2 separate regions of the Homo sapiens genome follow, and region 2 is linked to region 1. Evidence: read pairs that join two places in POLR2A ChIA-PET (ENCODE). Cell type or tissue: GM12878. All regions are shown on one strand. Links, peaks and the distances in the headings refer to the core of each region. The heading gives the core; the rest is flanking DNA. Region 1 has its middle 28 kb from the start of USP3. Region 2 overlaps USP3 (ubiquitin specific peptidase 3).

The links. Peaks named below come from ENCODE experiments on the same cell type or tissue, not always from the same donor. Only the 100,000 strongest peaks of a DNase experiment are listed, where the experiment ranks them.
Region 2: POLR2A ChIA-PET joins it to region 1 with 14 read pairs; 11 of 35 experiments call an interaction of 5 or more read pairs at or near these places.

The regions. Positions count from the first base shown.
Region 1 is chr15:63,468,694-63,484,829 of GRCh38, forward strand. No RefSeq gene overlaps it. Among named protein-coding and RNA genes, the nearest start is that of USP3, 28 kb to the right of the region's middle. RefSeq lists enhancers at 4,706-4,765, 5,686-5,995, 6,586-6,705, 12,726-12,875. In GM12878, for the core only: no CTCF peak of the experiment used is centred there; DNase peaks (open chromatin) are centred at 4,598, 5,578, 6,298 and 11,168; H3K4me3 peaks cover 2,341 bases; H3K27ac peaks cover 5,396 bases.
Region 2 is chr15:63,520,623-63,536,758 of GRCh38, forward strand. USP3 (ubiquitin specific peptidase 3) reads left to right here. Exons shown (of 15, transcript NM_006537.4): 2 at 12,025-12,085. Among named protein-coding and RNA genes, the nearest start is that of USP3, 24 kb to the left of the region's middle. RefSeq lists an enhancer at 10,313-10,362. In GM12878, for the core only: no CTCF peak of the experiment used is centred there; a DNase peak (open chromatin) is centred at 10,449; H3K4me3 peaks cover 1,359 bases; H3K27ac peaks cover 980 bases.

The DNA of each region.
Region 1 (16,136 bases), core at 4,237-12,236:
GCAAACACCTTGTTGACCAAAGGAGAAGACTAAAAGAGTCTCAGAGAACCCAAACCTTAGCCATGACACCTTTGAGTCACTAAATTAACCAACCTTGAAGCTACTCTAATGCTAGCCTTTTTCTTGTTGAAATGACCTTAGCTGGGTTTTCTAGTATTTAGAATGTAAGCTGTTTATTCACTATTATAGCCCTGTTATCTATAACACCATCTGGTGCATAGTAAGCCCACCATAAATATTTGTTGAAGGGATAAATGAATAAAAAGGAAGGAAAAAATGAATCCTTGCTGATATAGAAAGGTGTTAAGTTTCTTGGTCATCTTGGTGTTAGATTTTTCTGTTTCATTAAAAAAAAATATTCATTCAAAGCATTGCATGATGTTGACTAGGTGTATTAGTTCCAGGGAATTAGTGTTATGGGAAGTGGCAGACAGATCTGGATTTGAGTCTGGATCTGCTACTTACCAGTCAAGTGTTCTTAGGCAAATTATTCATCTTCACTGAGCACACCTGTAAAATGAGGATAAATTATGGGGTCGCTGTGAGTCTTAAATGAGAAGCAACCACAGAGCTGGGCACGTGGGAGGGGCTCTGTAAGTGTTCATTCCTCACCTTCCAACATTCTAAGTACTCAGGTACCATGATGCCAGGATGAATCAGGCCGAGTCTCTCTTTGACCTTGAGAAGGATTTCATGGGCCAGGGGGAGGACTCAGACATAGCAACAAATCAGCCACGTGACCCACATTAACATCACGGGAAATGGAACAAATTGACATCACATACCTCCTGATATGACACACTGAGATGAACAGAGCATTACCTCTGGGATAGTTCTGCCAAATTAGTACAACAAGAACTCATCACAAGGAAACATCAAACAAACCCAAAATGAGGTACTTTCTACAAAATAACTGGCTTAGACACTTCAGAAATGTTGTCATGAAAAACAAAAAGGAGGCTGGGTGCAGTGGCTTATGCCTGTAATCCCAGCACTTTGGGAAGCCAAGGTGGAAGGATCACAAGGTTAGGAGATCAAGACCAACCTGGCTAACACGGTGAAACCCCGTCTCTACTAAAAATACAAAAAATTAGCCAGGTGTGGTGGTGGGCGCCTGTAGTCCCAGCTACTCGGGAGGCTGAGGCAGGAGAATGGCGTGAACCCGGGAGGCAGAGCTTGCAGTGAGCTGAGATTGCACCACTGAACTCCAGCCTGGGTGACAGAACAAGACTCCGTCTCAAAAAAAAAAAAAAAAAAAAGAAAGAAGAAGAAGCTGTTCTAGATTAAAGGATACTAAAGAGACATGACAACTAAATGTGGTGTCTAATCTTGGACTTTCTTTTGCTTTAAAGAACTTTACTGGGGCCAGGCACAGTGGCCCACACCTGTACACCCAGCACTTTGGGAGGCTGAGGTGGAAGGATCACTTGAGGCCAGGAGCTTGAGGCTGCTGCGAGCTATGATTGTGCCACTGCACTCCAGCCTGGACAACAGAGCAAGACCTTGTCTCTGAAAAGAAAAAAAAAAAAACTTTATTGGGAAAAATTTGTGAAATCGGAATAAGATCTGTGGATTAGATAAAATAGTTGGTACCAAAGTTAATTTCCTAATTTTGATGATTATCTATACTTATCTAAGAGAATGTCCTTGGTTTTACAAAGCATATACACCAAAGGAGTAGAGGGGAGTAATGTCTGTAAAGTAACTCACAAACAGTTCAGAAAAAGTAAAATTATGATTCTAGATACAGTACATAGAAAGATAGGTAGGGGCAGCCAGGCGCAGTGGCTCATGCCTGTAATCCCAGCACTTTGGGAGGCCGAGGCGGGTGGATCACAAGGTCAGGAGTTCAAGACCAGCCTGGCCAAGATGGTGAAACCCTGTCGCTACTAAAAATACAAAGAAATTAGCGGGCACCTGTAATTCCAGCCACTCGGGAGGCTGAGGCAGATAACTGCTTGAACCCGGGAGGCGGAGGTTGCAGTGAGCCAAGATCACGCCACTGCACTCCAGCCTGGGTGACAGAGTGAGACTCCATCAAAAAAAAGAAAAAAAGGAAAAAAGAAAGAGAGAAAGAGAGAGAGAAGGAAAGGAAGGAAAGGAAGGAAAGGAAGGAAGGAAGGAAGGAAGGAAGGAAGGAAGGAAGGAAGCAAGCAAGCCAGCCAGCCAGCCAGCCAGGCAGGCAGGCAGGCAGGCAAGCAGCGTAGTGGCTCATGCCTGTAATCCCAGCAATTTGGGAGGCTGAGGTAGGCAGATCACCTGAGGTCAAGAGTTTGAGACCAGCCTGGCCAACATGGCAGAACCCCATCTCTACTAAAAATACAAAAATTAGCCAGGCGTGGTGGCACACGCCTGTAATCCCAGCTACTTGGGAGGCTGAGACAGGAGAATTGCTTGAACCCAGGATGCTGAGGTTGCAGTGAGCTGAGATAGTGCCACTGCACTCCAGCCTAGACAACAGAGTGAGACCCTGTCTCAAAAAAAAGAAAAAAAAAAAGATAGGTAGGTAGTTGGGTGGGTGGAAGGTTAAGGTTAATGTCACAAACAATATTTAGGGTATCGGGCTGAAAGATATACAAGAATTATTTGTACTATTCTTGTAACTTTCTTGCAAGTCTGAAATTGTGTCAAAAATAATTTTTAAACAATTTAAAGGTGACAGTAGATCCAAATGCTGAAGGAGACTGGGAATTTGTGGGTGGGAAAAGGTGGGGAATGGAATTAATTGCAGGCCGAGTAAAGACTTAAGAAAGCATTCAGCTGGCTAGCACCTGAAGATCCAGCTACTCGGGAGGCTGAGGCAGGAGGATTACTTGCAATTAGAAATTCTAGGCTTGCAGTGAGCTATGATCATGCCTGTGAATAGCCACTGTATTCCAGCCTGAGCAACATACCAAGGCCCTGTCTCTAAGCCACCAGGAGATGGTGGCCCATTTCACAGAAAGCTGCATTTGAGCATGTTCTAGAAAGAGGTGCCACAATCCTCCAGGCAGACAATAGGAGGAAGGGCCTTTTAGTCAGTGGCCAGTAGGTATGAGTGAGTAGGGCACTAACAGGCAGGAGGCAGGTGTGGCTGAGGTACTGGATATGGGCACTAAAGATGGATATGTAGGTTGTGGCAAAATTGCAAAGGACCTTGAATGCCCTGCCAAGGCGTTGGGACTTCATCCTGTAAGCAGGGGGTGGGCAGTGACATGATGAGCTAGATGTTGTAGAAAGTGAGGAGGACGAGCCAGGTGTGGTGGCTCACACCTGTAATCCCAGCACTTTGGGAGGCTGAGGCAGGCGGACTACGAGGTCAGGAGATCGAGACCAACCTGGCTAACACAGTGAAGCCCCGTGTCTACTAAAAATACAAAAAATTAGCCGGGCGTGGTGGCGGGCGTCTGTAGTCCCAGCTACTCAGGAGGCTGAGGCAGGAGAATGGTGTGAACCCGGGAGGCGGAGCTTGCAGTGAGCCGAGATCGCGCCACTGCACTCCAGCCTGGGCAACAAAGCAAGACTCCATCTCAAAAAAAAAAAAAAAAAAAGTGAGGAGGATGAGTAGAAATGAGCACGATAGGAGTCGGGGAGACCCAGGAGACTATCGAGGTATCTGGAGGTAAAAGAAGATGCTGAGGGCTTGAATTAATTAAGCCCGTTGGGCCAGAACTGGAAGGGCAATATGTACATTCACACCCCTAGGAGGCAAACTGGCAGGACATTTTTGGTGCTCTCGTTCCAGTTTGCTCTGCATTGCAGAGGCCGTGGGACCAAGTGACTGGTCAGCAAGGGTAAGCCCCTAGTTGGTTTAGAAGGTGGGGAAGTGGGCTGGGCGCAATGGCTCATGCCTGTAATCCTAGCACTTTGGGAGGCCAAGACGGGTGGATCACCTGAGGTCAGGAGTTCAAGACCAGCTGGCCAACATGGCAAAACCCCGTCTCTACTAAAAATACAAAAATTAGCCAGGCGTGGTGGCACACGTCTGTAGTCCCAGCTACTTGGGAGGCTGAGGCAGGAGAATCACTTGAACCCGGGAGGCGGAGGTTGCAGTGAGCCGAGATCACGCCACCGCACTCCAGCCTGGGTGACAGAGCGAGACTCCGTCTCAAAAAAATAATAATAATAATGATAAGAAGAAGGTAGGGTGTGTCCAGTGTCCACTTCTTTTGAACTTTATTGGAGCTAGGGCCTTTATCAGGAACTGAGAGCCATAGCCATCTCATTGTAAATTCAGACCACCACCTACATGACCTGTGCTGGCCAGCTTGGTCTCATACAGCCCCCTCAGTGTCTGATTCCCCAAGATTTTTATATGTTACCCACATGGGTGCTACGGTCAGTCCCATCATGTTTCCAGCTCAGGAGGCTAAAGGCCCAATCACGAATTTGGTTCTTTGTATTGCACAACAGCAGGGCATTTTAAAGTCAAATTGAGCCAATCCACTCATTTGACACTCAACAAATATTTGCCCATTGCTACAGTGTGCTTAAGAGATTTACCCAAAAGGAACAGAGAAAGGGGTAGGGTGAGAAAACACTGAGGTCAGATTATAATGAGAGTGGTTTTTCTCACTGAGGTTTCACTTGGTATGTCCAAATTAGATAGAGATGTGTTTCTCATTGAGTTTGAAAAGGAAATATTATCTTTAAGTCTTTAGGTTCCCAACTTCATGAAGATGGAGCCAGGTGATAAGTGGCATCAAATGCCATTCTGAGCAACATGTTAAACACTCAGAAAGCAAGATGGGTCCCATGTGGCCTGGTGATTTTCCCTAAATGCATGCAGCTCTTACTCGCCCGGAGGCTTGTCCACAGCTGTGGTGGTTATGACGGTGGTGATGGAGATCACCCACTTTGTGCCAGGCACTCTGAAAAGTGCTTCCCTTACATTCTCTCTAAACCTAACCACCTAACCACACCCTGCAAGGTAGACATCTTACACGTGAGGAAATCAGAGTGCAGGGAGGTGGGTGGATTTGTCCAAGATCGTACTGCCATGTAGGGGCAGAGCCAGGATCTGAATTCAGATCTTGTCGCTAAAGGTTATGACCATTCCATCGTCATGCCATCTCCCACTGCTTCAAAATGGGAAGGAAGTTTCCCATTTTTGAACAAAAGCATCTGGCCAATGGATCTCAAACTTTAGTGTGCATCAGAGTCTGTGTTAATAGAATGCAGATTGCGGGGTCTGAGCCCCAGAGTTTCTGATTCATTAGGTCTAAGGCAGGGCCTGCTAATCTGCATTTCTAGCAACCCCAGATTTGCTGGTGTTGCAGCTAGCCCTGGGACCTTGCTCTGAGAACCACTGCTCTTGGGGTTAACAGAAGATGATGCTACTGCCTCCTCCTCCTCCTCTTTCTGTTCATTTTGACATCTCCAAAACCGATCCATTTCACCTGCCTGAAGAAGAGGGCCGGGGCGAATGCTGCCCTCACTTCTGCCCATCTGTTTCCTGGGAGTCTGTGTGGGAGGCTATAGGCTCCTCACTGACCCAGCGCAGAGGATTCCTGGCTAAGCCATTGGCTCCCAGTTGTTTACAGACACATCTACTCTCAGGTCACTGCTCTCTCTCTCTCTCAACCCCAGGGGGCATTCCCAGGCCTCTCTGGGCTTTCTGTTCTCTCACAGCTTCTCTGCAGACTGAACCTGCTTTCATCTGCTTAGTCAAGTGTGGTTTATGAACTCTGATTGCCTACAACACCCTCTCTTCATTAGTCAGACTTTGGACTGGGAATGAGAGATCTTTTCCAGGGTAATATGGGACACACAGGCTGCTTCTGTCACCTGGGATCCTTGCTGCTCTGGGAAAGATAAACTTTCTAGCATCTTGTTGACCTTCCCAAGTTATAGTTTGACAAGGGAACATATGTTTCAAAGGCTTGTGGACTTTTAGACTTGGAAGAGATCTTGGTGGAAAAAAAGGAAGGGAAGAGAACAAACACTTATTGAGAATCTGCCAAGTGTCAGGCACAAGGCCAGAGACTTAATATGTGCCACAGTATTTACTCTTCACAGTAACCCTATGAGATAGGGTTTGGGTTTTTTCATTTTAATCCCCATATATAGATGAGAAACTGAGATTCTAAGTTTAGCAACTGGTAAGGGTCACACAGCTAGCTAGTGGCAGAACCAGGATTTGAACCCAGGTCTACCCATATTCTCTCTTCTACTGCTCGCCCAGCAGTCCATAGCATTGATGGTCTCCATAATGTGATATCCATTGATTGTCCTGGCTTGCTAAGACACCGTGTGTCAGTCATACAGTGGTCAGTGCTGGGGAAGCAAGGACTAGTCCAGTTAGAGAAGCCGGTAGTGGGTGGTAGGAGGAACTGAGAAAACGGGTCATGGTTGAGTGCTGCATGAGCAGGTGGGAGGTGCCAGGAGTCTGTAGAGTTAGTAACAAGAGCTGCTGGGAGCAGGTCAAAGCAAGCAAGATGACAGTCATCTCCAAGGAAAGATGAGCAGCCAGCCAGGGGCCTCGACTCCGGCAAAGCTAGCCAGGGCTGCTCTAAAGAGCCAGGTGCCAGCCCTCCCGCCCAGGTGTGGGTCTGCTTGAAGACAGTCCCCCTGCCCTCCACGTCCATCAGTGTGTGCTTTGTGCCCAGCATTGTGCCCAGCATTGTGCTAGGTGTTGACGCTCCTTTTTTTTTTTTTTTTTTTTTTTGAGACAGAGTTTTGCTTTTGTCACCCAGGCTAGAGTGCAGTGGCACGATCTGGGCTCACTGCAACCTCCGCTTCCCGGGTTCAAGTGATTCTGCTGCCTCAGCCTCCTGAGTAGCACACACCACCACTCCCAGCTAATTTTTGTATTTTTAGTAGAGACGGGGTTTCACCGTGTTGGCCAGGATGGTCTGGATCTCTTGACCTCGTGATCCGCCCGCCTTGGCCTCCCAAAATGCTGGGATTACAGGCGTGAGCCACTGTGCCCAGCCTCCTTTTTAAAAATAAAATTAAATAAATAAAATATTCTTGTTTTCAAAGAGCTCACAGCTCAGGTATAGGTACAAGCAACTGACTACACAGCCAGATAAGTATTATTTTTAACACGGTGTTTCGTAGCTTAGACTGTCAATTCACATACCCACATGATGTCCAGCGACCCTCATGGGAAGCATTCCCGCAGGGGAGAGAGGAAGGGCCCTGTGCGAAGCATTCTGCTCTTCCACGCCTGACATCGCATGGAGCCTTGGCACAACCCCTTGAGGAGCACAAAGGAGGGAGTCCTAACATCTCCTTGTGGGGGATGGGCAAAGCTTCCCAGAAGTATGGGTAGAAGCTCTTCATGCAGAAACCAGGAAGGCAAGGTCACTGCCATTTCTTCCGCTGTGTCATTTCAGCGTGATAGGCACTTTTAGCTTTAGCTAGAAGGAGGGCAGGGGGCTTGAGACTGGCCTCTTGGCCTTTCCTTTTCCACTGCCATCTGAAAAGCCCTAACTTTTTTACATCTATCTTCCTGCAACAGCTCCCTCCAGAAAATCCAGATGTCTAAAGTGCTAGCAAGCAAAGGGCTAGTGGGTGTGCTTTTAGCCGACATAGTCTGGCTTGTGAACAAATGTTAAGAAGGTCTCTTTTTCCTCGCTCTCTGCCATCCATTTTTCCTCAATGACTATTTTCCTAGAGTTCATCATGTGATAACCATGACAGACCAGGGATAGATGAGGGAGGAGCCATCAATGAGAGACGTCATCTGTCCTCACTGAGTCAGTGAAAGAAAATGTTAGGCTGGAATCAATGACTTATTGAGCATGAGGTCAGAGGGGAGGAGATTTACATTTGTCTCTTAAATAGTGGTGAGTGAGAAAGCAAGTTCTGGATTGGAATTCAGCAGAATGGCTTCTCCCTAAGCAGCTGGAAGACCAGGAGCAGGGAGGACATGGGAAGGGACCCTCAAAAGGAAGCAGAGACATTAGCTAGGTGCTGGGGGTCTGGAAAGGCAAGAACCTTCAGGCAGCCTGGGTGGTCACTCGGCTGAGCCAGCACTGAAGGAGCTCTGGAAGGAGGGATAGCTAGTCCTCCCGCCCACACCAACACCAGCACCGATGTGGCTGCCCCCTCTGGTGTCCTCCATGGTGGGAGCCAGGTTGAATGCTGCTCTAGGACACTTTGTAGAGCACCCATGGGGATACTGTCTCTTCAGTGGACTTCTGACTGAAGCAGGTGGAGACCCTCCCTCTCCTCACCAGCACTGGGATCAGGCTGTGGCCAGGAGCCGGATGGAAAGGCAGTTTCATGTTTGCTCACATAAGGGTGACTATTCGGGGCCAGGGGCGGTGGCTCACGCCTGTAATCCCAGCACTTTGGGAGGCTGAGGTGAGCGAATCATGAGGTCAGGAGTTCGAGACCAGCCTGGCCAACATGGTGAAAACCTGTCTCTAGTAGAAATACAAAAAATCAGCTGGGCATAGTGGCGCATGCCTGTAATCCCAGCTACTCGGGAGGCTGAGGCAGGAAAATTGCTTGAACCCGGGAGGTGGAGATTGCAGTGAGCCAAGAAGCTGCCACTGCATTCCAGCCCAGGCGACAGAGTGAGACTCTGTCTAAAAAAAAAGAGTGATTATCCAGGCTGGTTGCAGTGGCTCATGCCTACAATCCCAGCACTTTGGGAGGCCAAGGTGGACTGATCACTTGAGGTCAGGAATTAGAGACCAACCTGGCCAACAACGTGAAACCCCATCTCTACTAAAAATACAAAAATTAGCTGGGCATGGTGGTGTGCATCTGTAATCCCAGCTATTTGGGAGGCTGAGGCAGGAGAATCACTAGAACCCAGGAGGCGGAGGTTGCAGTGAGCCTAGATCGCACCACTGCGCGCTCCAGCCTGGGCAACACAGCGAGACCTTGTCTCAAAAAAAAAAAAAAAAAAAAAAAAAGGCCAGTCGTGGTGGCTCACACCTATGATCCCAGCACTTTGGGAGTCCGAGGCTGGTGGATCACTTCAGGTTAGGAGTTCAAGACCAGCCTAGTCAACAAGGTGATATCCTGTCTCTACTAAAAATACAAAATTAGCCAGGTGTGGTGGCAGGCACCTGTAATCCCAGCTACGTGGGAGGCTGAGGCAGGAGAAGCGCTTGAACCAGGGAGACGGAGGTTGCAGTGAGCCGAGATTGTGCCACTGCACTCCAGGCTGAGCAATAAGAGTGAAACTCCGTCACAAAAAAAAAGAAAAGAAAAGAAAAGAAAAAGAGTGACTATTCAGACAAACCCACCAGATTTGCTTAATCCTCACAACAACCCTAGGGACTATTCTGTTTTTTAAGTGAGGAGAAATTCACATAACATAGAATTAACCATTTTAAAGTATAAAATCCAGTAGCATTTAGTACATTCAGAATATTGTACAACCACCACTTCTATCAAGTTGTGAAACATTTTCATACGTCGTTGAGGTTGTTTTTATGCCCATGTTACTGGTGAGCTATTAAGGCTCAGGAAAGTGAAGTGACTGATTCAAGTTCATCAGTGGGAGAGGTCGGATTTGAGCCCAGATTCTGTAACTCCTGTAGAAGGAGGAAATGTCTCTCTTCAGACTTTGATAACAGCCTCTGAACTGATTTCCTGGTCTCCTGTCTCCCTTCTTCCAGGTGTCTTACACACAATGAGATTCATCTCCTACCACCAGGCTCTAAGAGAACTATCTCCCTCCTTAGCCTCCCAATGGGCGCTCATTAGTATCCAAATAAAGTGCAAGCTCCGTTCTGCTGTAACCTTTATGTTGATCACCAAGCAGCCTGTTTCTCTGGGCCTGTGGTCCTTGGGAAATGCTTGTGAATCCTGGACTCTGACAATCCTGGGAGTGGTGGCTGATCCTGGCACAGCTTCTGCCCTTTATCCTATCCATCAGCTACCAGCCAGACTGCATGCCCTTGAGATTTCTCAAGCGGGGTCTGACACCAGCGTGGGCTCTGTGCACCTCAGTGTGTGTTGCCATTGGAACCCCGTCACTCGACTTGAGGGAAAGGACAGCAACCTCCCATCTCTCCACCTTGGTTGGCTAAGTTATTTTAAGGTCAAATAATGGAAGCAGTGCAGATATTAAATATGTCGGTGCCAGTTGTATATATGTGCTCCCTGAAAATATACTCATGGTGTATTTTTAGGTGCCAAAGGGCAAAATCCTATATGTAATATAATCTTGTTTCAGAAAAAATATGTTTATATAGACAGAACAAATATATATTTTAACATGTTCATCTATTTGCATAAGAAAACATTCGAAAAGATACACCTTTAATGGTAATGTTAACATGTTAATGGTGGTTCTCTCTGGCTGATGTGATTTGGAGTGATTTTAATTTTTTCCTTTGGCTTATTTTCATCCTTGCTAAGTTTCTTTCCATAAAAACATGACCTCTATATGAGAAAAAGAAGGCCGGGTGTGACGGCTGTCTGTAAGCCCAACACTTTGTGGGGCGGAGGTGGGCAGATCACTTGACGTCAGGAGTTCAAGACCAGCCTGGCCAACATGGTGAAACCAGGTCTCTACTAAAAATACAAAAATTAGCTGGATGTGGTAATGCACGCCTGCAATCCCAGCTACTCGGGAGGCTGAGGCAGTAGAATCATTTGAACATAGGAGGCAGAGGTTGTAGTGAGCCAAGATCGCGCCATTGCACTCCAGCCTGGGCGACAGAGTGAGACTCTGTCTTGAAAAAAAAAAGAAAAAGAATAATGAAGAAGAAAAGAGTTTCTGTAGGACTCTGTTTGCCCTCTCAACTTGGCCTTCTCTCACAACTAATTGTGTATTTGCACCTCTACTTTCTCTGCCCCTCAAGAACAGGGATCTCATCTTACTCATTTTGCCTTCTCTGCGACGTCTCCAAGACATGCTCAAGAATTAATTAGCTAGCCAGGGAGCGGACCCCAAGTTCTACTGTCTCTGACCCCTCCTGAGTGCAGGTCTCTGAGGCCAAGCCCCTCGAGCAGGCCTCCAGGAGGTGAAGCTCCTGAGACCTCCCAGGCCTAGGTTCCTGGGGTTTCCCACTAGGCACCTTGTCAGTGAGTAAAGCAGTGGTGGCTGCAGGCAGATGCAACATCAACAGCAAGTCTGCAGGCAAAGACGCTCTCTTGCGCTTGTGGGTTTCTTCTCAATATGATTTCATTACTGTAAGGCAGATGTTTCATTGCCAGGGCAACCAGGGGGTGGAATATGCACAGAGCAGCCTCCACTTTGAACTTTATTTTGTTAAACTCCCACTGGGCCCTGAGCTCACTTCCCATTTGTGGTTGCAAGAATGTAAACATTCTTCAAATCTGCTGGGGTTTTTTGTCTTGATCTTGTTTTGTCTCTTTAGAGGTCTGGCTGACATGTACAGTGTCTTCTGCAATTTACTAATTAGTGTAACTTGTTTCATTCTCACCCGCTCACCTTGATACCTCTCCCTACTGTCTTGTGATCAGACTTGCTCCCTCAAAATAGATGGATATATTTTTCAATGTATTTAAAATGAACTGGAGGCCGGGCGAGGTGGCTCACATCTATAATGCCAGCACTTTGGGAAGCCGAGGAGGGTGGATCACCTGAGGTCAGGAGTTCGAGACCAGCCTGACCAACATGGTGAGCCCTCATCTCTACTAAAAATACAAAAATTAGCCGGGCGTGGTGGCGCATGCCTGTAACCCAGCTACTTGGGAGGCTGAGGCAGGAAAGTCACTTGAACTGGAGAGGCAGAGGTTACAGTGAGCCGAGATCGCGCCATTGTACACTCTAGCCTGGGCAACAAGAGCGAAACTCTGTCTCAAAAAAAAGAACTGGAACGTCAGAATTGGAATTTTCCAATAGGGAGGATATCAAAGGGGACAGCTTTAACTGTTTCTCCTCTCATGATGTGCTCTTTTTCCCCTTGGTTTTCCTGCTCCTGCTCCGCAGCACACACAGGTTTCTAAACTACACTGAGGGGTGACTAGCCCTCTGTGGCCTTGGCCTGTTTGATGTGAATACCCTATCTCCCTGGTGAGGCTTGGAGGCCTCAGTGGGAGGAGCAGTCATGATCGATTCCTCAATCATGACAAAACCCATATAGCCTGCAGTTCCCTCTCCTTCCATTCCTTGTCCCAGTTAAAATACCTTTCAACTAGACTCCACTTTTGGAATTGTCACTGACAAAGTTGTTTTCTGGGGAGGTGAGCCTCAGAGGTTTAAACACACTGGTCTTGCCCAGCACCTGATACTTCATTGTTGGAAGGAATTAAATCTAATTGAATAGAATCAAATCCAAATTGAACGGGCAGGTTCTAAACCAGGCTTGCAGATCAGGGCCATCAGCCTCTTAAATGCAGCCCAGATGAGCCCACCGTTGTCTGGTGTCTGAGAGGAGGAGGGCACAGTGCGAGGGCCCATTCTGGTTGTTTGGGGATGTTTCTCTTAGCTCGTTGCTTGGAGGGTCTACCTGGTTTCTCATAGCTGCTGCCTGGGGTAAATGACTGGCTTTGAATCAAGTCCCAGAGTGCAAGTGTCTGAGGGGAGCCTGGGAGTAAATGGAGGAAGGAAGGAGAGGGAGGGAGGGAGGGGGGTTCCCCTACAGTTTCCCAATGAGGAGATAAAATGTAAGCCCTAGAAACATGGGAGAATTAATGATGTGGAATGAGCTGTGTCACTTGTGACATGAGTCATAGTATTGCCCTCTCAGGATAGATCTCTGCCCTGAAAGTGGCTGAGAACAGCCAAACCCAGAGAGGTGGGTACAGTCATCCTAGGGGTGTAGCCTGACCTTGCACTTGAAGGGAAGGAGGAAAGCCAACCCCTGTGCTAGGATACACGATTAGTGCTCATGACACATCTGTAAGATGTTACTCCCTTTTTACGGAAGGGAAACTGAGGCCCAGAAGGGTCAGCAAAAGCCATCACCCTTGGAGGAGGATAGATCTGGGTTTTGATATCACAGGCGCCATCCCCTAATGCCTGCATAACTTTGGGTCTCCTCCTCCACCAGACAGATCCTGCCACCTGTGGAGAGGTCAGCAGGGGACTCCCTGGTTTGCACAGGACCATCTGGATCAGGTAGGAAGGAGGAGAAAACCACTGGCCTCCACATTCTTTAATCCAGCTTTGCAGATAATAGAGCCTGGACTTTCAGCTGATCTGATTCCTGATCAGTTTCTCAATGAGCTGAAACTCAGAGGGAAGAGGAATGTGATTTCCACTCACAATCACCAGACAGGGAGCCTCTTGTGGGCAGAAACTGTTTCTTTCTTATTTTTAGTAAATAAGAAAGTATGTCATATTTAACACATATGAAAGAAAAAGGCAGCATATCTGTGAGTTATAAGGCATAGTACTAAACACTGTACCTCAGACCAGTCCAATCTGTCCCTTTTCCCTCCATCCCCCTGCCTCTCCGTGAAAGGTAACCACTATCCTACAATTTTTTTTTTTTTTTTGAGACGGAGTCTTGCTCTGTCGCCCAGGCTGGAGTGCAGTGGTATGATCCCAGCCCACTGCAAGCTCCACCTCCCGGGTTCACACCATTCTGCCTCAGCCTCCCGAGTAGCTGGGACTACAGGGGACCACCACCACGCCCGGCTAATTTTTTGTATTTTTAGTAGAGACGGGGTTTCACTGTGTTAGCTAGGATGGTCTCGATCTCCTGACCTTGTGATCCACCCGCCTCAGCCTCCCAAAGTGCTGGGATTACAGGCGTGAGCCACCGCACCTGGCCAACTATCCTACATTTTGAGCTTAACCTTGCCTATTTTTTTTTTTCAATTTTAGCAATCTGCATGCATTTCTGAGCTGTATAAAGTTTAGTTGTACTGCTTTGGGGGGCTCTATACAAATGATATCAAATTGAACTTAATCATCAGTGGTTATTAGAGTTACCATTTAAAGATGAATATGCACCTACGTCACAACTCCTGGGTATATATACCCTAGGGCACTACTTCTCATATTTTTTTGGTTTTAGGACTCTTATGTCCTTAGAAATTATCAGGATGTGCACAGTGGCTCATGCCTGCAATCCCAGCACTTTGGGAGGATTGCTTGACTCCAGGAGGTTGAGACTGCAGTGAGCTGTGATCATGCCACTGCACTGATAATAATTATCAAGGACCCCAAAAAGCTTTTGTTCACGTGGGCTGTATTTATTTATATTTACAGTATTAGAAATTAAAACTGAAAAAAGTTAAAAAGTTTAAAAAAGTTAAAATCAGCTTTAAAATAAAAAATAAACTCAATGGATATTAACACATTTTATGAAAAAAATTCTATTTATGTTAAAATTTAGGGAGATGAGAGGCATTGTTTCATATTTTACGATCTCTTTATTGTCTGGCTTACTAGAAGACAGCTAGAATTTCTATTTGTATTCAAGTGTTGCAATATGTTGTTTTGGTTGAAGTATATGAGAAAATTCCAGCCTCACCCAGATATGTAATTAGAAGAGGTAGGAGTATTTTAATAGCCTTTTCAGATAATTGTGGATGTGTCATGCAGCCTCCAGAAAACTCCACAGCATACCCCTGACAGGATGAGAGTGAAAACTATTATGAAAATAGTTTTGCGGCTGGGAGCGGTAGCTCACGCCTGTGATCCTAGCACTTTGGGAGGCCACAGTGGGTGGATCACCTGAGGTCAGTAGCTGGAGACCAGCCTGGGGTGAAACCCTGTCTCTACTAAAAGTACAAAACTTAACCGGGCATAGTGGCGCACGCCTATAATCCCAGCTACTCAGGAGGCTGAGGCAGAAGAATCGCTTGAACCCAGGAGGCAGAGGTTGCAGTGGGTCCAGATTGTGACACTGCACTCCAGCCTGGGTGACAGTAAGACTATGTCTCAAAAAAAAAAAAAAAAAGAAAAGAAAAAATAAAAAGAAAATAGTTTTGCTCGTGTGGACCCTCTGAAAGGGCCTTGGGGACCCCTGTGGGTCCCTGGATCACACTTTGAGGACTGCTGCCTTAGTGAAACTCTTGTACATGTGCACGACGGGGTTGTGCAAGATTGTTCGTTGCAGCATTGTCTGCAATAGAAAAGAACTGGAAACAACCCAAAATGTTGTCTATCATCAGGAGAATGAATACATGAATCATGGTTCATTCACACATCAGAATATTTGTATAGCAGTGAAAATAATGCCTCTTTTCCCCACCTTTGTACATGAGAAGCCTGTGTATTAACAGAGTCCTTGCAGTTTGACTGAGTAGCTCTTTGACTGGTGTACACTAGAGTGTTAAATGAGGCTGAGCATAAAGTAGGTATTTAAGAGATGGACAAAATGAATGAACATGCCCAAAAGCTGTGAATGGAGAGGCCAAGCCAGAGTCACCTAATTTCCTGTTGTGACTTTTGTCATGTTAAAGTCTCCTCTGGCTGAAGCCTTTTCATTTCTTCTGAAACACTTGATTTCAGACTAATGACTAAAAGCTAACTTCCTGTTTTAAAATGATGTTTATGCCACCACAAAATACTTTGCAAATGGTGGGAGTTAATAAACACAAACCCACAGAGAATCCAGCAAATTTATAAAAGATCTTCCCTTTGGAAGTTTGGGAGCACAGAGCTAAAACAAGTACATTTTGTGTTTAAAATTGAGCCTTCTTGCTGGAATAAAAACATCTCAAGGCAAAAGCATTCCACACTTCTGACCCCGGGTTAGAAAGAACAATGGAGAGCTTTGGCCGGGCATGGTGGCCCATGCCTGTAATTCCAGCACTTTGGGAGGCCAAGGCGGATCACCTGAGGTCAGGAGTTCAAGACCAGCCTGACCAACATGGAGAAATCCCATCTCTACTAAAAATACAAAATTAGCCGGGTGTGGTGGTGCATGCCTGTAATCCCAGCTACTCAGGAGGCTGAGGTAGGAGAATTGCATGAACCTAGGAGGCGGAGGTTGCCCTGAGCCAAGACCGCACCATTGCACTGCAGCCTGGGCAACGAGAGCGAAACTCCATCTCAAAAAAAAAAGAGGGAAATATACTCAAGTTTCTATCGAGGTCATCACTGATAAGACTGAAAGCCCTGAGCATTAGTATCCTAGCAGCTGCTAACCTTGTGTGAGGAAGACACTGCATACCTAGAGAGAGTCCCTCAGGGTTGCAAGTTCCTGCTTTTGATAGTTTTGTAAATATATGACCTGTGAGAAATATAAGAAAATAAATAAGTTGAACATAAAGTCATAGTTTCAAACTTTGATGTTTTCATTCAGCCAAAAATCAACAGA
Region 2 (16,136 bases), core at 5,558-13,557, 53 kb after region 1:
ATGCAATCTCGGCTCACTGCAGCCTCCGCCTCCCAGGTTCAATCGATTCTCCTGCCTCAGCCTCCCGAGTGGCTGGGATTACAGGCGTGGGCCACCATGTCCGGCCAATTTTTGTATTTTTAGTAGAGACAGGGTTTCACCATGTTGGCAGGCTGGTCTTGAACTCCTGACCTCAAGTGATCTGCTCACCTTGGCCTCCCAAAGTGCTAGGATTACAGGCATGAGCCACCATGCCTGGCCCCATTTTAAGATTTTTAAAATCTCATCCTTACTGATTTTATTTTGCTTTTTGAGTATATAAAACATTATCATGGTTCCAAAAGTTAAAACTACACAAAAAGCTGTGCTAAGCAATGTCACTACCTAATGCCGGCCGCTCACTCCTACCCACCCCCTGTAGACAACCAATTTCATTAATTTCTGATTGATCTTTCCTGTGTTTCTTTTTGTAAAGAAAAGCAGGTGGGTATTTTCTTTTTTTCCCTCACAAAAGATAGCAAACTAGATACATTCTTTTGGACTTTTTTTTTTTTTCATTTAGCTGTATATCCTGGATGTCACTCCATGTTTGTAGGAATTTTCCTTATTCTCTTTTTTAAAACAGCTTCTAGTACTCCATCTGTGGATGTGCGACAGTGAATTCAACCCATCTCCTATATGTGGGCATTTAGGTTGTTTCCAATATTTGTAGTTACAAATAATGCAGCAGTTAATACCCTTGTACAAAGATATTTTTGTATTATCAGGTATCTTCAGGGAAGAACACACAAAAAAATTAACTTTTTAATTGTGTGAGCAGCAATATGTAAGATAATACTTCAAGCTATTTGTCTGCCTACTCCACACTTCCACTGTGGTCTTAGAAATGTATCCAAGGCTGTTGAAGTGAAATACTTATCTATCGTAATTATTTTTCTGTTGGGAAACCTTGAAATTAGAGAGCTGGAAGTAGCCTTGGGGACATTTTTAGTCAAGTAGTAGCCGATCATAGGCCCTGGGTCAGGGTTCATTTTAAGCAGTTAACTGTTCCTTGTACACACTCATCAGTGCTTTTCTGTCAGCTCGGCTCAGACCAGCTGTTTCGGATACTTCTCTCTTCCATTTAATTTAATTCACAAGAGGTTCCTTCATGTTGAACTGTTGAGTGGCCACTCCCTGGAGTTATAGAATGGCAGTAGGACAAGACAATTATACATGGGATAGAAATAAGGATTTCAGCATCTGTTTTCTCTGATAGGCCTCAGAGGATTGATGGTTATGAACTGTAGATCGTCAGAGGAATGGCATCTTGGATTCCCAGATGCTGCTGCTGGTCTCCTCCGGTGATTTGTTTATTTGAGACAAAATCTTGCTTTGTTGCCCAGGCTGGAGTGCAGTGGCGCTATCTTAGCTCACAGCAGCCCTTACCTTCCACGCTCAAGTTATTTTCCCGTTGTAGAGGCGAGGTCTCACTATATTGCCCAGGCTGATCTGGAACTCCTGGTCTCAGGCGATCCTCCTGCCTTGGCCTCCCAAAGTGTTGGGATTACAGGCATGAGCCACTGTGCCCAGTCCTCTCAGGCGATTAATGACTTCTAGTCTTTTGTTCCAGCTAGTGAACATTGGAGTAGAAGGGAGACGTCCTCCTGCATTGCTAGATAACCACGTAAAAGGTTGGCTAGCATAGCTTCCCATCAGAGGGGCCACAAGTGGATTACATATGTGTTGAAATAAATGATCCCCTCAGCCTAGAGGTGGCTGTGCTCCCAGACAAATCATTTCTGGCTGTGAGAAGCCTCTTCAGTTAATGTGCATGTGTCATACAGATATTTTCTATGCGTGCCCTGACATGGGAAAGGTTGGGAAAGTAGGCTAAAGCACAGTCTCAAAATTAGCCTCTAAGGATGTTGCTAAACCAAGGATATTGCTCCTTAAAGAGAACCAGGTAATAGAGTGAAGAGGAATTGAATTATTTAGGGTAGAGGTTAAAACCTACTTGTCCATAAAGATAAGCTGATAACCATATCTTAAATCTGGTGTGATATGAAATTCTTACTCACTTCTTTGCTAAAACAAAGTTAGAAATTAAAATGTATTTCTAAGTGACTTGGCTTGTAACCCCATTTTATTGGATATTGGAATATAGAACAGTTCACATTAAAGAACTTAGCATCTTTGTTCATTTGAATTTTGACATTTTATTCATTGCTATACTGATAATGTACTGGCAGTGCACTAAATGAAGTAGATACCAAGGGTATATTATGGTTGATGAGATTAGTGAACCAGGATTTAATGTCTTTTCTGAATACTTCTGAGTTTGATGTATTCTAATAAAGTTTTGACACTTGAGTTGCTTCTGTACTTAAATGTTTTACCTGAGTGGCATTCTATTATCTAAACCTTATCTGTTAAAATGTGCTTCTAAAATGCATTTTTCCTGAAGTATTTTACATTAGATACGTAAAATTTAATGATTCTGACATTTAAGGTGGTTATAACAGTTACATCAATTTTGAAATAAGCTTATTAAAATTGAGTATTTGGTGTTTTGAATATAATTTAATTTAATTCTGGTGTAGGAGGATTTTGAGGGAATGGAACTGACATTCACTGAGTGCTTTCCGTTGATTAGGCCCTGTGCTGTGTGCACTTTATGTAGTTTATCTCATGAAATCTTTACCATAGCCATGTGAGGTAGAAGGTGGGATTTGACCCATTTCACAGAGAGGAGGCAGGCTCTGGAACGAACTTAGCGTAAGGTCATAGAATAAAATAGTAGAGCTACAACTTTAAGACAGTTGGTTCTGAAGCCCGTGCTTGATACAAGTCACATGACCTGTATCATATTTATTTTGAGTCTGCAGTGGAACAAATTCCTACAAAGGCAACTCATTCTGTTTGGTACATTTTTGTATAAAAGAGGGAAGGAATTCTTCTCGAAGGGTTCAAGGGCAGGTGATAAAGGAATTTGGCTAGTTCAGCTAAAACAATGTGGAGCAGAGTTTCCTGGTCACTGTGCCCCTTCCTTTTTAGGTCAGTTGTGGAACAATTTGCTAGGAATTTTGTGAGAAAATTGTGAGTAGTTCCAGCTTACAAAGGCCTGGGATCAGGCATTGCTGGGCATGATGGGGATCAAGTCATGCTGGCTGAGGAATATGTCAGAACTCTTGGGGTAAAGAGAAATAGAAGCAGAATGAGTAATGTTCTCAAGTCTTGTAATTATTTAGAAGCATTTTTCCAAGTTCAACCTTCAGTAAAGCCTGGGGTTTCCTAGAATGCTTATTAAGTAACATAATCCAAAGAAGCAAAAGGAAGGAAGGATAAGGATTTGTGCCTTTTAATGAAGACAAAAGGAATTTCTGCCACTGTTTATGGCACTTTCTTAAGAATCTTTACCTAGAATTTGGGATTTCTATGGAAATAGTGCTTTTGAAAATTTGAAGGTTTTAAACTTACTTGTTACTGAGTTATTGTTAGGAATGATGTTTGTGCTCAAGAATTAGGTTGTCCTGAGATAGAGGTGGCACATCTAGATTTGAGTTATTAAAATATTGATGTGATACACAAAGATTTAGTCCAAAGGACAGTGGCAGCTTAGTTGAAGATAAATATCAAGTCTTTACTCTCACTACTTCTGTTGTAGAGGGAGTAGTATAGTCATTGGATAGCTTTGAATCCTACTGGGTAAAACCTTCTGAAGTTTCTTTTGCATCCTCACTTTTCCTAAACAACAGGTCAGTCATTCCAGTGAGTTGTTTGGTGGGTGTGGATGATGCTGCATCACTGATACTGCTCCCTCTGTTAAGTGGTGGTCTGGTTATCTGTTGCTGCATGACAAACAGCCATACATCCTAGAAGCCTAAAGCAACCATTTCATTTTGCTTATAATTTTGTGGGCCAAGAATTCAGGAAGAACTTGCCTGGGATTGCATCAGGTGGAGAACGTGGACTCACAGAGTTACCAGACGTGTGTTAAGAAGACACTTTGGAGGAGGATGTTCTGGAGTCTTCTTAACTCACCTGTCTGGTACCTCTGTGCTCCTTGGTGTCTCTCTGTCCCCCAGTGGTGTCATAATCTCCCCAGTCTCCCTGCACATGGTTTGGGCTTCTCTCAGCATGTTGGTCTCTGGGTAATTAGACTTCTTACATGGCGGCTGGCTCTCCCAAGAGCAAGCATTTCAAGCAATAGCAAGAGGGAGCTGTGGATTTCATAAGGCCTGGAGTTGCAGGTTGACATAGAATCACTTCTGCCATATTCAGTGCGTTGGGGCAGTCACAGAGCCTGCCCAGATTCGGAGAATGAGGACATAGACCCTGTCTCTCCATGGGAAGAATGTCAAAGAATTTGTGGCCATCTTTAATCTACCACAAGGCCATTAAGCAAAAAGGAGAGGGTTGTTACAAGAAATGCTGAACTGACTTTACCAGCAAATGTAAGCCTACTTTATATAATGATTCAGAAGAGACTGATTGTCAGGAATAAGAAAGGGATAGAGGCAAAAGAGAGCCCCCAGAAGGAGGAAAGTGGAAAAATTTTTCATGGGAAAGTGGAAAGGCAACCAAGATAAACTTTGCTTCATAATTTTATCTTTCCTGCCTTGGACCTGAATTCAGTCTTGGTTCTGTGATCTTGCCCTTGAGTCCCAGGTGGCCACTTCTGACCACTTTGGATTTGGTGCTCATGCCTGGTCTCCTCCCCAGTATCAGGACCTCTGGTTGGCTTCCCAAGCTCTATATTGGTCACCCCTTTGACCCTAAGTATCTCCTGTTGCCCTTTATGAGAACTCTCCTGTTGCCCTGTTCCCTGGGAACCTAACCATCCTCTTTCAGAATGAGCAGCATTGTTGGGGCTGGGGAGACATCAGACACTGATTTTGGCTGCCCTCGGACTGCCTGGGCACCTTGGCAGTTGCTTCATGTAGCTTGATTCCTTCTTTTCTGGATTACATTATGGCTCAGTTCTTGCTCTCTTTTTGTGACTTTACCAACTCCTCCCCCTAATAATTTCAAGGGACTCAAGTTATAGATAGAAGAGACTTCTGAAATTTCAGCATAGAATAGGCTTGTGAACATGCAGTTCAGAGAGGATTTATAGTGTACAGAAGATTTTATGTCTTGCTTTTAAGCATCTAAAAATGTTTCATTTGGAAGGTAAGTTAGGTCCGTCTGGAATATATTTTTACTTATATGTACTGGAATGTTTATAGAATTTTTATGATGATACTGCCCTATCCTCCAGTTTTAAGAGGAATAACAGTTTTACTATTGATACTTTCACGATGTATGTGTGTGTTTTAATAACTGCTGCAAAATTTCAAAATTTTCATTGATTATAATTTTACAAATCCATAGAGCTATAATCTTGGATTTTGATTTAACTTTCCACTCATGCTTGAAAATTTAGAATAAGTTCATTTTATTAGGACTTTATAATACCAGTATCTTTAAATTTAAAACACTTTAAATTTAATTTTTATTATAAAAGAAATAATGCTGTTTGAAAAACTTTTAACAGTATAGTGGCTCCTATCCCCATGTTATTCCTTTTACATAGCTGATAACAGCTACTTCCAGTCTTTAAAAAATTTATATGCCGGTATGTAGTACATACATAGACTCAGAAACACATAGCATGTTATCTTTTTAAAACAAAAGTTTTAGTTTCCTGGACGACTGCTTTGCAACAGTCAGTGCCTTGAAACACTCTATGAGTTTAATTTCCAGCCCTATCACTTAGTAATTTAGCAAGTTACAGTACTGCTCTGTGCCTCAGTTTCCTCTTCTGTAAAACAGACCAAATGATGGTCTGTACCTCATTGGATTGTAGAAGATTAATTAGCACCTGTATATAGCACACAGTATGTACTATATAAATGTTAACTAAATGAAAATGAACTTGCTTAAAAAACATATCCTAGATGTTTCCTTATGGGTTGCTAATATTTTTAGAGTGTTGCACTTTAAAAATTGTGTAGGCGGGTGGTTCTTGAGTTTCACTGTTGTAGCAGCATGTTTGTCTGTAATGATCTTGAACAGTGATTCCACATACTTCCCACACCCTTGTTGCAGTGAGTTGCTGTTACTGATGGGCAATGTGTTTGTGTCTCAGGGATGATGGGAGGCAAGAAAAAACTTGAAAACCATTGGTTTAGAAAATTATACTACATTAGCAGTTAATCTTTTTGTTAAGCCTTTTAAGAGACTTAGGCAGAAAGTAGAGTTGGAAGGATTTTATTTATGGGGGATGATGATATGATTGTTTCATCTAACTTTTGCCAGTCCTTATGTTCTTTAAATTATTTTACTTTGAGACAGGGTCTTGCTTTGTCGCCCAGACTGGAGTGCAGTGGTGTGATCTCGACTCACTGCAGCCTTGACTTCCTGGGCTCACGGGATTCTCCCGCCTCAGCCTCCGGAGCAGCAGGGACCACAGGTGTGCACCACCATGCCCGCCTAATCTTTTTTTATTTTTAGTAGATATGGGGTTTCCCTGTGTTGCCCGGGCTGGTCTTGAACTCCTGGGCTCAAGCAATCCTCCCACCTTGGCCTCCCAAAGTGCTGGGATTACAGGTGTGAGCCACTGTGCCCAGCATGTTCTTTGAATAATTTTATAATTTAGAGGGGACATGATCATCACCTACTCTTCATTTTACACTAAGGAAATAGACCCAGAATGGTAGTGATGTTCTCTCTTCTGTAGCTAGTAATGGTAGAGCCAGAACTAGAATCCCGGTCATCTGATCCTCATCTTTCTGAATTCTTGAGAAGAAAAAGAGCCTTCTCTCCCAGTTGAAACAGCTGTGAATAATGGATGCACTATAAATGGCTTACCTGTCAGTGCCATGTGCTTAAACTATTCTGTGTAGAGACAGTGATGAAGTTGTGTCATAAGCGGTCATGTATGATGTTTTGTCCAAAAATTTAGAATTCCAGACTTGTTGGTAGGCCTCGAATATCAAATATCCTCTATTATGAGATTCTCTGTATGCATACTAACAGGATATTGAAGATCAGTGGCTATGTAGAAATAACATATTCAGTGTGGATGTGCTTTTGTTTTAAGAACTCCTTTTCTTGTGAACACAACCTGAAAAGATGCATGGATTAATTAGGCCTCTATAGGCACAGAACTCCCTGGTTTCTGCTCCGGTCTCTCTTGATAAAGGGCCATCTGCCCTTCCGTATAGCACGGACTAAACCACTTTTGGCCTCTAGGTCACTTAGATGCCTTTGTGTGCCTTCGGTTCTCATCTGGTTTTCAGGAGAGTTAAATGTTTAAGTGGTTTTAGGAGGAAGACTTGAGTCTGAGACATGTTTTAGAGGCTGGGGCTCTTCCCACCCTCTCCATGGCCCAGCATATGTGATAGCTTCTACCTTCTGGAGAATGGCTCTAGCTCAGGAGAGGATAGAGCTTCTTCATCTCCTCCATGCAAAGGAGCCCTCCTGCCATCTTGAAGAGCTTGAGGCTGAGGTGAGAACAGGGACAGAGGAAGATTCTGAAGCCGTAGCTGAAGAGGAGGCAGTGAAAGGAGCCTAGTGAGTATCAGCCTCTGGACTGAGAAGTGAGACACTGCAGTCAGGGTTGGAAGAATCCAAGTAAACCGAAGAAATTTGCTGGAGGACGGGGTATCTTGGTTTGAGGAAATTTTACAATCTGAGTAAAAGATGAGTTTCACTTATGAGACTCCCAGTCACACCGCTATGGCCAAGTGTGAGAAATAAATTGCATGGCTTCCTTTTCCCTGACATCACCTTGAAGTGTAATTGGATGTATTAAAGAGCCCTTATAAATTCCCAGACTTAACTTTTTAAGCCTTCACAAGTGTCTATCCTTATCACCCTTTCTCTCATGTACCAGCATTTAAGACTAAAAAAATAAACACTTTGGTTTAACATTTTTATGTTTTGCTAAATAGATACTATATTCAGAGCCTAAAAATATTTTTATTACTGTGTGGTTTTATTGTGTGGGTATCAGTATGTGTGTGTATATGAGTATTTCAGCTATATTATGTTTCATTTAGGGCTTTACAGACGACCCTGGAAACCTTTAATACTGTTTCCATGGGAAATGTGTTTATCCTGCAGGTAAACTTTTGAATCTCATCTATCTATAAATTGAAACTACCTTTTATAATAAGATAGTCCCCCTAAAGGTGATTAAAATAAATGGTTTTAAGATTATCTGTAGTATTCTTTTATTTGTACAATTACCTGTTCTCTTCTTAACAATAATTGAGAGTTTAATTTAAAGCCAGTGTTTTTCAGTCTATTTTATATTTGTCCTGGGTACATTAAAGGTTCTTAATTTGGATGAAGCATGTATAAACAGAGTGAATATTCCCCAAAGCAATGCCATTTATTGGCTTCAGAATCCCTCATAATACCCTATCCTCTGTATCTTTCTAGCCTTCAAATGTTTATCTGGTGTGACTGTATTATGCCCTCAGAGAGTACTGTATGTTGCCCAGGCTGGCCTCGAACTCTAGGCTCAAGTGATTCTTCTGCCTCAGCCTCCCAAGTAGCTGGGACTACAGATGCAATCACCACCACACTTGGCAGGTAGTAAAGTGGTTTTTTTTTTTTTCTTTTTTTTGAGATATATTAAAAGGCACAGTCCATAGTCACTTGTTTCCAATGATTTTGGAAGTCAGTACTTTATTCCCTTTTACTTTCTCTCCTTATCATTACGTATCTGTCTGTCTAATTGATGCACAATTCACATAACATAAAGTTAACCATCTTAAAGTGAACAATTCAGTGGCGTTTAGTACATCCACAATTGTTTTACAAGTACCATCTCTATCTAGTTCCGAAACATTTTCATAACCCCAAAATAAACTCTATACCAATTAAACAGTTACTTCCCATTCTCTTGACCCCCTCAGTCTTAGAGTTTTTTGGTTTTTTAAAATGTGTTATTGAATTGAGAAATTAAAAAAAATTAAAGCCTTGTGAGATAGTTGATATTATAAGACTAGCTTTATAATACCCTGTTCTAAATGCAGGAACATGAAGAAATGTGTTCATGCACCTTGAGTGGGGAAAAGGAGATCACCAAATTGTGTGTACTGTGTGTAGGTTTACAACCCTAAAGTGAGGAAGAAAGGAACACTTGGTAGGAAACATACCCAAAGCAAAGTCACAGGGATTCTGCTCCAGATTTCTTTTTCCTCGTACAAAGGAGGGACAAAAATCCTCCATAATTAAAAAAATATCCTGGGTAGTTAAAAACTTGGGCCTAGGCCAGGTGCAGAGGCTCATACCTATAATCTGGGCACTTTGGGAGGCTGAGGCAGGGAGGATTGCTTGAGCTAAGGGATTCAAGACCAGTCTAGGCAACATAGTGAGACCCTGTCTCTACCAAAAAGAAAAACAGAAAATTAGCCAGGCGTGGTGGCAGATGCCTGTAGTCCCTGCTACTCTGGAGGCTGAGGTGGGAGGATCAATTGAGCCTGGGAGGCAGAGGTTGTAGTGAGCTGTGATCATGCCACTGCAATCCAGCCTGGGCGACAGAGTGAGACCCTTTCTCAAAACAAAACAAAAACACAACCTTGGGCCTAAACTTACTATTGTAACGTAATTATTTCAGGATAATATTAACCTATAAGAGTTTTTTTCTCCCAGATTTGAGTTACCGTCATCCTTCCTTCCCTCCCTCCCTGCCTCCCTCCCTCCCTCCTTCCCTCCCTTCCTTCCTTCCTTCATTCCTTACATCCATCTTTTTTTTTTTTTTTCCTGAGGCACAGTTTGCTCTGTCACCCAAACTAGAGTGCAGTAGTGCAGTCATATCTCACTGCAGCTTCACCTTCCTGGGCTCAATTGATCCTCCCACGTGGCTGAGACTGTAGGCACGTGCCACCACACCCGGCTAATTTTTGTATTTTTTGTAGAGATGGAGTTTCACCATTTTACCAAAGCTGGTCTCGAACTCCTGGACTCAAGCAATCTGCCTGCCTCGGCCTCCCAAAGTGTTGGGACTACAGGCACGTACCAGTGCACCTGGCCCCAAAGTTCTTAATATTTACTAAGAGAAAAAAGCTTTACTGGAGAAACAAAATATTCATAATATCTCAGTACTCCAAATCATACCTCAAACCATGAATAGCTGTTCAAGTAAGCTGTGTACTAGTTTACTTTTTATTTTGTAAGATACATTTTATTGGGCTTTCTCTTCAAACTGTAAAAACATCATATTCTCATTGCTGTAAGGCAAACACCATAGGGGAGTACAAATAAAAAGCCAGCAGTCTCCCTCACAATAAGTCTTCCCAAGTACCTGCCTAACAGAGTTGTTTTAGCAGTTTGGTAGGTATTCTTCCGCACCTTTCTGTCATGTGGTTTACGTGCACATGTAACAAAATTAGACCCAGTTGAGTAAAAAATGCCTTCAGTGCCTTCAAGGATGGCCCTCATACTGAATGTAAATATGCGAATGCACTAAGAAAAGGGAAGGCCTTTGGCAACTAGAAGGGGATTTCACCACTCAAAGCTTTCATGTTCAAAACTAAAGTTCTGTACTGGCCAAACTGTAGAGTCCCTCAGGCAGTAATCACTGTGCTCTCCTATTCTCACCTCCTGTCCCCTCCTCTCATGCAAATATAGGATGAACATAGTCAAAGATTTATTTAACTCATTAATGAGGGAACCAGTAGTAAGATGGTAAAGCTGGCTCCAAGAGTATTTGGGAACTGAGTGTGTATAGACAGTGAAGAAAAAAACATTGAAATAAAATTGGTAGGTTAGATACAAAACTGGTTAATATCCTACAGGGTAGTATAATTGTAACCTTTGGAGTCTGCTGGACAGAAATTATGTAAAAACTCCATTACCTGTAATTTCATAGAATTTGGGTCCTGGTCAAGTAAGCAGGTCAGTGGTACTATAATTAACTATCTTTGGGAGGAGCTATTAAACAGTGTTTCAGTGTACGCTGAAAGGGCTTACAGTTCTCCATTCACCTTATTTCCAGTTTCGGTTAATTTTTTTTTAACAGTGAGAAAGGCCTGTTGTGATACGGGATTGGGCAAGAGAAATGTAGGTAGAGATCAGATCTTGGAAGAGATGGGTATCCTAAACTAAGAAATTTAAACTTTCTCTTCCACAAATATTTATTGAGCATCTACAACGTGCTAGGTGGTTACTATGATCCTGTGTGGTTGTGCTGCAGTGCTCCTCCCATGCCTCTAGGAGGCTGACTAGTGGCTCCCAAGGGGCTGTATTAGGAAGTCACCTGGGAAGCTACTTTGCGCAAAATATACATGTTCTTTGTACTTCCTTCCCCACGCCAATGTAGATAACCTTGAGTAGAACATAGGTGTTTTCAAAAAGCTTTCCAGGTGATTTTGATATCCCTCCCTTTTAAATATCATTGTTACTTATATAGGACTTATTAAAAAATGAATGAGTAGACAGCAAGCAAAATTTTAATCAATATTTCATTTCCATACCTTCTTGCCTTCCCCACCACTATAATACATCAACTAAAATCATTAATGTCTTGATTATACCATCAGCAAGAATTATGTGCAGTTGTCATATATTTTATGCAACTAAGAATTACTTTGGGAAAACTAGGCTCAGATTTCCTAATTGTAACCTTATGTTGTGCCTCTTAGTAAATAAACTGAAAGAATTGTCATTTGTAGTGGTCTATGACCTACATGGCAATGACATGTGATTAAATGACTAGACTTAAAAAATGTTTTTTAATAGGAAAATAGACTGTCGTTAACTTGTCAGAGACTGTAGCAAAAGGGAATAAGTAATAAAGGAGACAAGTGTATATGTGTTTAACGTGGTTAAGCTATTTGGGTTGAGTCAGCAATTAAAATGAGCCGCTGTTGTGGACATGCATTTAAATTCTTTTCAGTATAACTTAATTAGGCAGCCATTTTGTGTAAATGCATTCACAAAGCACGGATTTGCAACTTCAGCATTCCTACATAGCCATGGAATTTATAACTTAATCACAGGAAAATGGGGAGAAATTGGGAAATAACATGATGCAATTGGTATATTGTGTATTTTTCTTTTTATTAGTGTGCCGGTCCAACAAAAGCCCTTGGGTCTGTTTGACTTGTTCAAGTGTCCACTGTGGAAGGTAGGTGACATACTTATTACTTCACTGACCTATTTGCTTTTTAAAATTTGTCTTTAAGCTTTATGTCAGAGTTTTATTGATTTGGATTTAGTACCATTGTTAATCATAATGCATAATTCCCTGTAGGGCTTCCTTCTCCAGTTGAATCCCTTTGTTCTGTGATACAACTGGGGAAAACATCTAGGGGAGAAAAACTCTTCGTATTGATACTCAGAAGAATTAGTTTGATGACCAAGACAATCTGCTAATAATATTTGAGTGGAAAGATGAGCTAAGGGAATTCTTGAAGTACAAATTTACCTAATGGTTGTTTTTTAAACCTTTTATTAGGGTAAAATTTAAGCACACACAAACATAGAGATGGTATAATTGAACCCCATGTCCCATTCACCCAGCAATTATCAACACATGGCAATCTTTTTTCACCTATTACCTACCCCATCCCCACCTCTACTGACTTTTGTATCAAATCCCAGGTATGATATCATTCTTCTGGGAAAGAAAAAAACCCTTAAAATATTTACAGATAAACGAATTCCTTTTGAAAATGATCTCATTGTGGAGTTCATTATTAATTCCTAAGATATACCAAATGTTTCATTGTTCCATTAAAATACTACTTTCTATGGACAACATCTTCTACCTCACCCCACCCCAGTTTAAACCTGAGCATTTCTTCCCAGTTCTTGGCCTCAAAATAATATTATTTAAATAGTAACTCTTCTAGCACAAACTCAAGTATATTGTCTGTGGTTTTTTGCCTGGTAGCAGCACATTTATTTCCACTGCTCTTCTAGCTTAGAAAATCTACTTTGAATTTACTTTAGAAGTTAATAGCTTAGCAGTAAGGAAATGAGAAATCATACTGAGTCCCATAGGCTGAAATCTATATTGTATTTATCCAGAATATTTCCCCATTGTTATTTTTAAATCCTCATTGCATGAAGAGAGCATCTTTCTTTGTTCAGTGAAGTTTTGATTTTTCACATTTTGAGTCCTGGAATTGAGTATTTTTTCCATGTGCACTTAAGAGTACCTTTGGAAAATGTTAACTGCATTTCTTAATTGTGGCTGTTGTGGTTTTGAAATCTCTAGGATTTGGGGAACCTGAAAATACTTTGTACAGATAACTTTTTTTTAAAAAAGAAGAAAAGTAGAAGCACTTAAATTCTGCAGTTGAAGAGACAGATTCCTCTCCTAGATTTTGAGAGGTGAGAATTATAATGCAATAAAATTTATGTAGTTCTGTTCTCCAGAAGTCTCGTAGTGCTCTACAACCTAAATCTTGATGGTCATGTGCCAATCAAAAGACCTGACAAACTCAAAAATTAGAGATTAATGTTCTTAAACAACAAACTAAAATAGGTTTTGGAAAAATAAATGGAAAAATTTCTAGCCTCTGCAGGTGGACTGTTGTCAATTGCAAACAAGCTTAAATTTAGAAATTTGACATAGTTTTGGAGAAATGTGATGAAGTAGATTAAACAGAAAATTCAGAATAGCCTGAATTTGGATCTCCATTTTACATAGCTGATTGGTTAATATTCTTTTATCATGTAATCCCAGGTGTTGATTGCCAAATTTATTGATTTTTTGGTAATTTTAGACTGCTTGTCTTTAGGGAAATCGTAAAGTGAATATTCTTCCCACTAGGAAACATAGTTTATCAATAGCATATATGGGTTATAAATTCTGCTGGTCTTCATGACACCATCCCATTTAAGTTATTTTTCAAATTTTTGTGATTGTTATTAGAAATTTGTGACATATGTAGTGAAATTTTTCCTCTTGTGCTGTAGACCAAAATGTCTAGTTAAAATCCAAAACTAGATGAGGGAAATATTTAATTTCCTGTTAGCTAGTTTATACAAAACTGTTAACCTCTTCGACTAATATATTTAGGTATCAGGCAAAACATTGCTAATCTTAATATCAGTATTCCTACTTCTTAGTTTATCTCTGATATGCACCGGAACTATTTAAACATCTAGTACATTTAGAAACTACAGCATTGTAGTTAAATGGACTATGTAAAGATGATGAGTTCTCAAAAATGTGCAAGTGGTAATGTGCTTATTCAGTATTATTACTGTAGCAATGAATTACTGTTGTTTTTCATGGTTTAGTATTATAAATATATATGATAAGAATAGGTGATTAAGATTAAGTATTGAACCTATATGATACCTTAGAGTTTGCCTTTTATTTGTTTATTTATTTATTTATTTATTTATTTACTTATTGGACAGAGTCTCACTCTGTCACCCAGGCTGCAGTGGAGTGGGGTGATCTCGGCTCACTGCAACCTCTGCCTCCTGGGTTCAAGTGATTCTCATGCCTCAGCCTCCCAAGTAGTGGGATTACAGGCATGTGCCACCAACCATGGCTAATTGTTGTATTTTTAGTAGAGATGGGGTTTCACCATGTTGGCCAGGCAAGTTTCAAACTCCTGACCTCAAGTGATCTGCCTGCCTTAGCCTCCCAAAGTGTTGAGATTACAGGCGTGAGCCACTGCACCCAGCCTTACATTTTATTAAATAGCGTTTCTTGACCTATACAGTTACATGTTATCTTGAAATATGTGCTAAATGTGCCCACCTTCTAAGCAATTGTTGTTTGGATTCTGAATGAGTAGTAGTTAAGCACAGAAAGAAGAATGCTAATAAAATGATTGCTAACATTCATTTGTTATGAACTATGGATTATGTAATCACCTAACAACCCATGAGACACAAAGTACTATTACGTCCATTTTACAAATGAGAAAACAAGTACAGAGAGGTTAAATAATTCATCCAAGCTCTCATGGCCAGGATGTGATAAAGCCTAATTTTGAATCCAGGCAGTCTAGTTTTTGAGCTTATCCTCTTAATCATTATTTGACTCTAAAATTCATTTTAGTACAGTTTTATGAACAGAGGACTCAGGTATATGCAAAAGTGTAAAGTACAGGGAAAAAATGGAGAAAGAACGTGATCACATTCCAAGTTGAGGTTAATAGTGCCTTGAATGTGCCCAGTTTTCCTGGGTAGAGGGGCTAGGTTTGAAGTTGATCCTTCCCAGTTACGGTAACTCTCCTACTTCCTCCAAGGTAAGTGTTTTTCCTGGTGCAGTTAAGGTGCCTCATGATGAAAATGTCATCTAACTCTCTGCATCTGTTTATTTTGGTACCATTTAACCAACATTTGTTTTGACTGAGTTTTCAAGTAGGCCTTGCCTTCCACACATTGGCTGCTTTCTAGGAACTGGGAAATGTTGCTTCTTAAGGGTCTTCACGTTGGTGGTTAGTGACAGAATTGTGCAGTCTCTAGACGAAGGTGTAGATGGATTTGGGTGTACACCATGTGCATATGGAGCCTTATTTCAGTTTCATTGTGCCTGCTGTAATACTAAATCTGAGTTGGAATGTGTTACACAATTTTTATGAACATAATCAACTTTTGATTATCTTTGTCCATGTAGAGAAATAGCAGTTTTTGTAAGCTTAAGGTGATTTGTGTTTTGTTTGGATTATTTCTAAACAAACATGTTTCCATATGAGAGGAGCTGATTATTCAGGCATTCAAATAAAAGACTGGAAGCTATATTGGTGAGAGATGGAACATTGTCCTGTTTCTCTGACTCTCACACTTTATGTTAAGCAGCAACTTGAGCAGAGTCTATGGCCCTGTGGGAAGTGGCTGAGTAATTTACTTAACAGAGCTTGTCTTTGATAATAGCCCAAGTTGGGGGTTAGTGGTCTGAGAGAAAAAAAAAAAAAGCTATAGTGAAAGCAGCAGCAAAGGAGTTTATAAATAATATCTATGGTACTGAAACCAATTTGCATAGATTATGCCTTTCCTTGCCTGAGCCTACTCTTGTATATAATTAAAAGTTGACTATAGTATTTGGTTGCAAAAAAGGAGCATAGGCGGGTGGATCATGAGGTCAGGAGATCAAGACCATCCTGGCTAACATGATGAAATCCCATCTCTATTAAAAATACAAAAAAAAAAAATTAGCTGGGTGTGATGGTGGGCGCCTGTAGTCCCAGCTACTCGGGAGGCTGAGG